Regions from separate parts of the Homo sapiens genome. Here region 2 is linked to region 1. A link is a loop called in an ENCODE intact Hi-C map of the cell type or tissue named here. Cell type or tissue: prostate gland. All regions are shown on one strand. Each heading gives the region's core, and the rest is flanking DNA. Links, peaks and the distances in the headings are about the cores only.

The links. A loop is a pair of places that touch in the nucleus more often than their neighbours do. Peaks named below come from ENCODE experiments on the same cell type or tissue, not always from the same donor. Only the 100,000 strongest peaks of a DNase experiment are listed, where the experiment ranks them.
Region 2: it touches region 1 in a loop (1.8-fold over the local background); 6 of 110 quality-filtered maps call a loop at or near these places.

Annotation. Positions count from the first base shown.
Region 1 is chr2:38,186,681-38,189,602 of GRCh38, forward strand. It overlaps LOC102723739 (a long non-coding RNA gene), which reads right to left. Exons shown (of 4, transcript XR_007086289.1): 3 at 270-2,922. Among named protein-coding and RNA genes, the nearest start is that of CYP1B1-AS1, 57 kb to the left of the region's middle. In prostate gland, for the core only: no CTCF peak of the experiment used is centred there; a DNase peak (open chromatin) is centred at 1,261; H3K27ac peaks cover 1,990 bases.
Region 2 is chr2:38,121,037-38,123,958 of GRCh38, forward strand. All of the region lies in intron 2 of LOC107985871 (a long non-coding RNA gene), which reads right to left. Among named protein-coding and RNA genes, the nearest start is that of CYP1B1-AS1, 8.6 kb to the right of the region's middle. In prostate gland, for the core only: no CTCF peak of the experiment used is centred there; a DNase peak (open chromatin) is centred at 1,537.

The DNA.
Region 1 (2,922 bases), core at 162-2,661:
TTTAGTAGAGATGGGGTGTTTCACCGTGTTAGGCAGGATGATCTCGATCTCCTGACTTCATGATCCACCTGCTTTGGCCTCCCAAAGTGCTGGGATTACAGGCATGAGCCACCGTGCCCAGCCGACCAAGAGATATTTTTAAGAAAAGTCTCATAAAAGCATAAAATTTTATATATGGCAAAAGCAATCAACATCTATAGAAAACTGATAAACACATATGACTCAGAGGAAGAAATTTCCCTCTATGTATTATTTACTGTTAAACTTACTATGGCTTATAAGGCCTTGATCATCTAAACACTTGTTTCGATTTATCCATTCTCTTCCTCTCCTCTTCAGCCTTCTTGAGATTGTGGGTCATCTCCAGGGATACTTCTCCACAGTTCTACTATCAGTGTCTAAGGGATTCAGGTTAGGGCAACACACACAAAAAGTCAAATTCAGTTATTCAAGCACCAATTAGATAATGAACATCTGCCTGGGGTACTCACGACATTCTGGGCTAAATATTCCCCCAGAGAGAAGAATAAGGGAGTACTCAGTGGGTACTAATGTCTGGTCTGTGACATGACAATGAAGTGAAGATTAAGTTCCATCTTTACCCCCATTCACCATTTATCTCCCAATCTCTCTTCCCAAGTCATTCTTTTTTTTTTTTTTTAATTATACTTTAAGTTTTAGGGTCATTCTTATCTTCTTCTCATCTCTTACCTGTTTTTTCCTGACCCTAATTCCTCAAAGAAGCTTAATTCACTTCTAGATCCCCTCCTTCCCCCATGAATATAAAGAAAATAACTATATCTAGTTCTTTTAGATGTTCAAATTGACTTGATTGCTAGCTGAAATCAAAATTGACCAGCTGAAGTGGTTTTCAAGAATGTTAATTCTTATTCTGACCACTGGATTAGCACAATGGGCCATTGTACACATAAGTACACCCACAAGGCAGTCAGTAAAATAGACAATGCCTAAAGCTGTAGATACACTATATACATGGCATGAATCTTTTATTCATTTGTTTAGTCTACAGCAGGAAGCCAACTGCCTCACTTCAGGCCAGAGGGAGAATGCTGAGATATTGTACGAATACATGCAATTTTCCAAGCTTCAGGAAATTTGAACTGAAACATTGACAGGAAAGAGCCCATAGTACACTTGCATGTTGAGCTGGTGTTTAAACTCTTTTTCCCATGTAATGAGCTCATATCCAAAATGTTGACTCAACGTGCATGAGGACTTGGCAAGTCCTGTGGGGAGGAGCGCCCTGTCACGGGAAACAGGAGAAAAACAAGGCCGGCTCAGCACATTCTCTCAGAGCACACAGGCCTTCATGGGCCAGAGTTTCTGTTATTAAAAATAAGAAAAGAAAAAAAACAGAGAATGTCTCCTCTTAATCCAGCAATAACTCCAAGAAGATAATAAGTCAACAGTCACTTTTTTCATGGCTACCTACTACAGAGTGTCCTAGTAAAATATATACTTGATACATTAATATACGCTTTAAAAAGAATAGCAGTTAGACATTAACCAATATCTGTTTTGGTTATGTTAAAGTCACAAATGTTTAAAATGCCCATCGTTTCACAGTCAACCACATATAAGATATATCTTGCTTTATTAAGTGTATTTAACACCTAAAAGTGCCACACACTTTCCAGGGCACACTCATCTGAGGGAGTTTGTAGAAGATGCAGTGCTCATGGGGCCCTAGGTTGTTAGCTCTGAGGCTGCCATGCTTCATTCACCAACATGTATTCCCTTACAACTTGGGCCCAGCAACAACAGATTTACTATATAAGCCTCCAGTACTTCCTGAAAAAGTCCTTTCCAAATACCCTCAAAAACAAACAAACAAACAAAAACAGTCCTCTTTCTGTGTTTCAATCAAGGCTATAAAAGTAACCCATGTTAAAAAGCCAGGATGGCTGCAATGAATGGAGCACACAGAAGGCCTCCTGAGCAGTATAGACTTTATTTTTCCATCGTGGGGCTCCTGTAATTTTTAAAAGTCTGTTTGAAGATATTAATTTGGCAGGAATGAGGAAGATGGATTCAAGGGATTAGGAACTGTAGGGAGATGTAGCAAGTGGATGAAGGCCTGGACATGAATAATGTTCACAAGAATGGGAAGGAGGGAAAGATTAAAAGGGATATTTAGAAAGAAGAACTGACAAGCCTTGGTAACGGAGCAGATATAGGAGATAATGAGGAGAGAGGAGTTGGAGTTGGAGTTGGTGAGGAGAGATGGAGTTGGAGTTGGATACAGTGACAACTTCGAAGTTTCTATCCAGAGGCTGGGAGTGTGATGGGCCATTGACAGAAATGGCAAACGGAGAGCTGGTTTGCAATGGATCAAGATGAGGGTTGAACTCAGAGATTCTTAAATCTAAAACATCTCAGAAGGCACCAAGCCCAATTTTATACTTCCTTTCTGTATATTAGAGACTGAGGCCCACAGAGGAGAGGATAAAGACCCGTTGAAGGTCTTAGTTAGTTGGCATGGAGCAGACACTAGTACCCAGTCTTTGGTCTCTTGTTTCTATGCCTATGATCATTATTCAATGGTCCTGTGCCTAAGCTAGAAATCTTTTGATTGCGAGTGATGGAGAACCCAACCCAATTTGACTTGAATAAGTAAAGGAATTTATTGGCTCTTACAAGTGTAAAGTCCAGAGGTTTCAGTTGAGGCATGGTCCAACAGCTCAACATTTTCACTGAGCACCTAGTTTCCTTTTGTCTAATCTCTGCCCAATATTGTTCATAGTTCCAAGATGTTCACCAAGAGGTCCCTGAGCTGTGTGCTTTCTCATTTACATCCAGCAGGAAAGAAAGAAGGTTTTTGTTCTAGAATTCCAAGCAAAAGTCCTGGGATTCACTCTAATTGGATTTGCTTGGTCATATGTCCACCCATGGCCAACCACA
Region 2 (2,922 bases), core at 95-2,594, 66 kb before region 1:
GTCAGCAGGTAATCACGGTGTGCACAGGTGAGATGGACTGTGATAAGGGAAGTTCGGGCGCCTCCTGCAGTGGGTGCTCCAGCATCCCAGGGGGCTTAGATGAAGCAAAAATGGGGGATGTGATAGGGGTGGAGGATGATCCAGCATGCATATGAGCTCTAAGGCAGGACAGAGTGGCACTTTGGAGAACCCTCCACCGTCCTTAAACCAGCCCCACTTCCCACTTCCAGTTCTACCCACTCTTGGCTTAGGAAATTTTCTCCTCTTTTTGCCCTGAAAATTAGCCTTGGTGGCTGAGTTTTGCTTTTCAGGTTCTCATTGCTAGTGCTTATTTTGACGCTTAGTGACCATCTCATTCCTACTATTGGCCCGCAGTAGGGAATCAGACCTTTAGTAGACACGGAGCTCTTCAAATACAGAGTGAACTTGGGGCATCTGATCATGTGGGTCAAGATGAACACTACAGAATACAACTGAGAGCCACATGTGAGTGAAGCTGTACTCGAGCTGACAATACTGACATTCAAAAAGCAACAGGATGATGAGAATGTTCTGGAATTAGAGGGTAGTGATAGTTACACAACCTTGTGAATATACTACTGCACACCTTAACATGGTGAATTTTATGGTACGTAAATTACATCTCAATAACATTTAAAAAAAAAAAAAAAAGCAGCAGCAGATGGCTGCTGGAGGAGGCTGAGCTTAAATACCCCTGGTTACACTTCCTCCTTTCCTTGTATTTACTGGAAGGAGAAGGATTTGTCCTAAGATGAATAGTTTTTTCATCTTCAGAAATTCCTGACAAGCTACTACCCTGTCAAGGCATGAAAAATTTCATTAGTGCTGACTTGGTACACAGTCTATTAATTAGTACCTAAATAATTGCATGTTGCCTCTGTGTCATGATTTATAATTGTATGCATGCTTTGATCTTTCTCATCACAGGCAGCACTGAGAAGTGAAGGAATATTTGGGAGGATCAGAAGCTTGGTCCTGATTTTGCCATCAACAGGAACTTGATGACTTCAAGGGAGTCCCCAAACCCTGGGTTTCTGTTTTCTCAACTCTAACATGAGGGGCTAGATGCATCTGGTTTAGTTAGTCTCCATGATGGTTTAGTTCGTCTCCATGATCCTGTGAATTTCAGATGTTGAAAATCTTCGGAAAAGCCCTGAAAGATGAACAGGTAGGAGTTATTGTCTATATTTTACCCATGAGGAAACTAAGGACCTGGGAATCTAGAGGGCTCATTAGCTTTTGAACCAGTACTAGCAATGAGTTCATCTGAATTCTGGTCCCAAACTCCTAGCATGAGAGAAATGTGGACCTTTCATTCCAGGAGTTTAGCATGTAGGAGGTATTCAGCTGGTGAGGGATTAAGGCAAGATTACAGGTTCTTGAGAAACATAAGCGACAGAGACAAGAACATCAGAAAGGGCCGCTGTGACTCGGGTCGTGGCTGCCGATGGAGCTCGTAAGTCAGGAGAGGTTGTTTGCTGAGAAGCTTGCATTCCCTAGAGCCCAAGTGGGTGTTGCCAGGAAACCCTGAGTTTTCCAACTTGGCAATCAGTGCACAGCTGAGTTTTTATAGGAAATTGCCCAGCTCTTTGGAAATTGTATGTGGTATAAATATGGTTTTGAAATTCTATATATTAGCTTAGCAAAAGGCGGAAATATTTTGAAACCCATGGATTTGGGAGATCTGCCGGCATTGCTATTAAAATTACTTTCAGCAGAATTGTACAATATGACATTATATTGCTCAAAATGACTCAATTTTCTAATCTTTGAGACTTCTTAAAAAGAAATGAACCCCAAGTAGAGTAAAGGTGGACTGCAAAAAACAGCTTAGTCTGAATGAAAAAAATTCATCCTTGGCTCTGCATCTAAGAAACTGGCTGTGTGTCCTCAGACAATTCACTTAATGTCTCAGATCCTCAACGTCTTCAACTGCAAATAAAGGGGTTAGAGGAGATCATCTTTAAAGCCCAACTCAGCTCTAACATACTATGATTGGATACCATACACTTGTCCACATTCTTTTCTCTAGCACTTGGGGATTTCTGCTCTTCCAGCCTTTACAAATACAACCTTTCACTGTCACACTCATTCTTCCTTGTCCTTAAAACAGAAAGCCCAGGCATAGTCTGATGCCACTTCTGAGGGCTATAGCAGGTGGCATCTAGTGTCTCTATAGTAACTATTTACACTCCTAGGGAAAATTATCTCACAGAAGCATAGAGAGCCTGACCTTGTCTATAAAGACAGTAAGGTACAATGATTAAAAGAATAGGCTCTAAAGTCAGGCAGACCTGGGTAAATCTGCCACCTACTAGAGAGCTTGGGCAAGCAAGTTCACCATGCCTGGTACCTAGTGAGTGCTGTGGGCCTCTATTCTGGAGGGACAGCAGGGCCTTACGAAACCAGCATGAGATTGTAAATGCCTTGCAGGCTGGATTTTCAAGAGGAAATGCTACCCCCTTTTTCTCCAACATCTCTGGCAAAATTGCTAACCCAAAGGTACTAGGCCCAGCTAGTTATGAAGGGGATGGAAGTGATCTCTATCCAAGGGAAGAACATTTGAATTGATGTTTAAAGGAGTTGTTTAGATTCTTATGAAGGAATAGAGGAAGAGTAGAGGCAAAGACAGAGAAGGGGATGGATGAGAATAAAGAACAAGAAAAGAAGCAGTAGGAGACAAATGAGAAGGTTAAAGCTGATAATTTTTACTTTTATGATAAAAGGAATTTCTAAGCAAATTCTAACCATTTTATCAAGAAGAAACAAATTCACTAACTTATATTTCTGCTTAAAGAAATGCATGGGCATTTTCTTCGCATGTGCAGTTTGTTTAAAAATTAGGCATTGAATGCTTTTTAAAAAATATCTAGATCTATTCTGGACATGCACATTCCAATT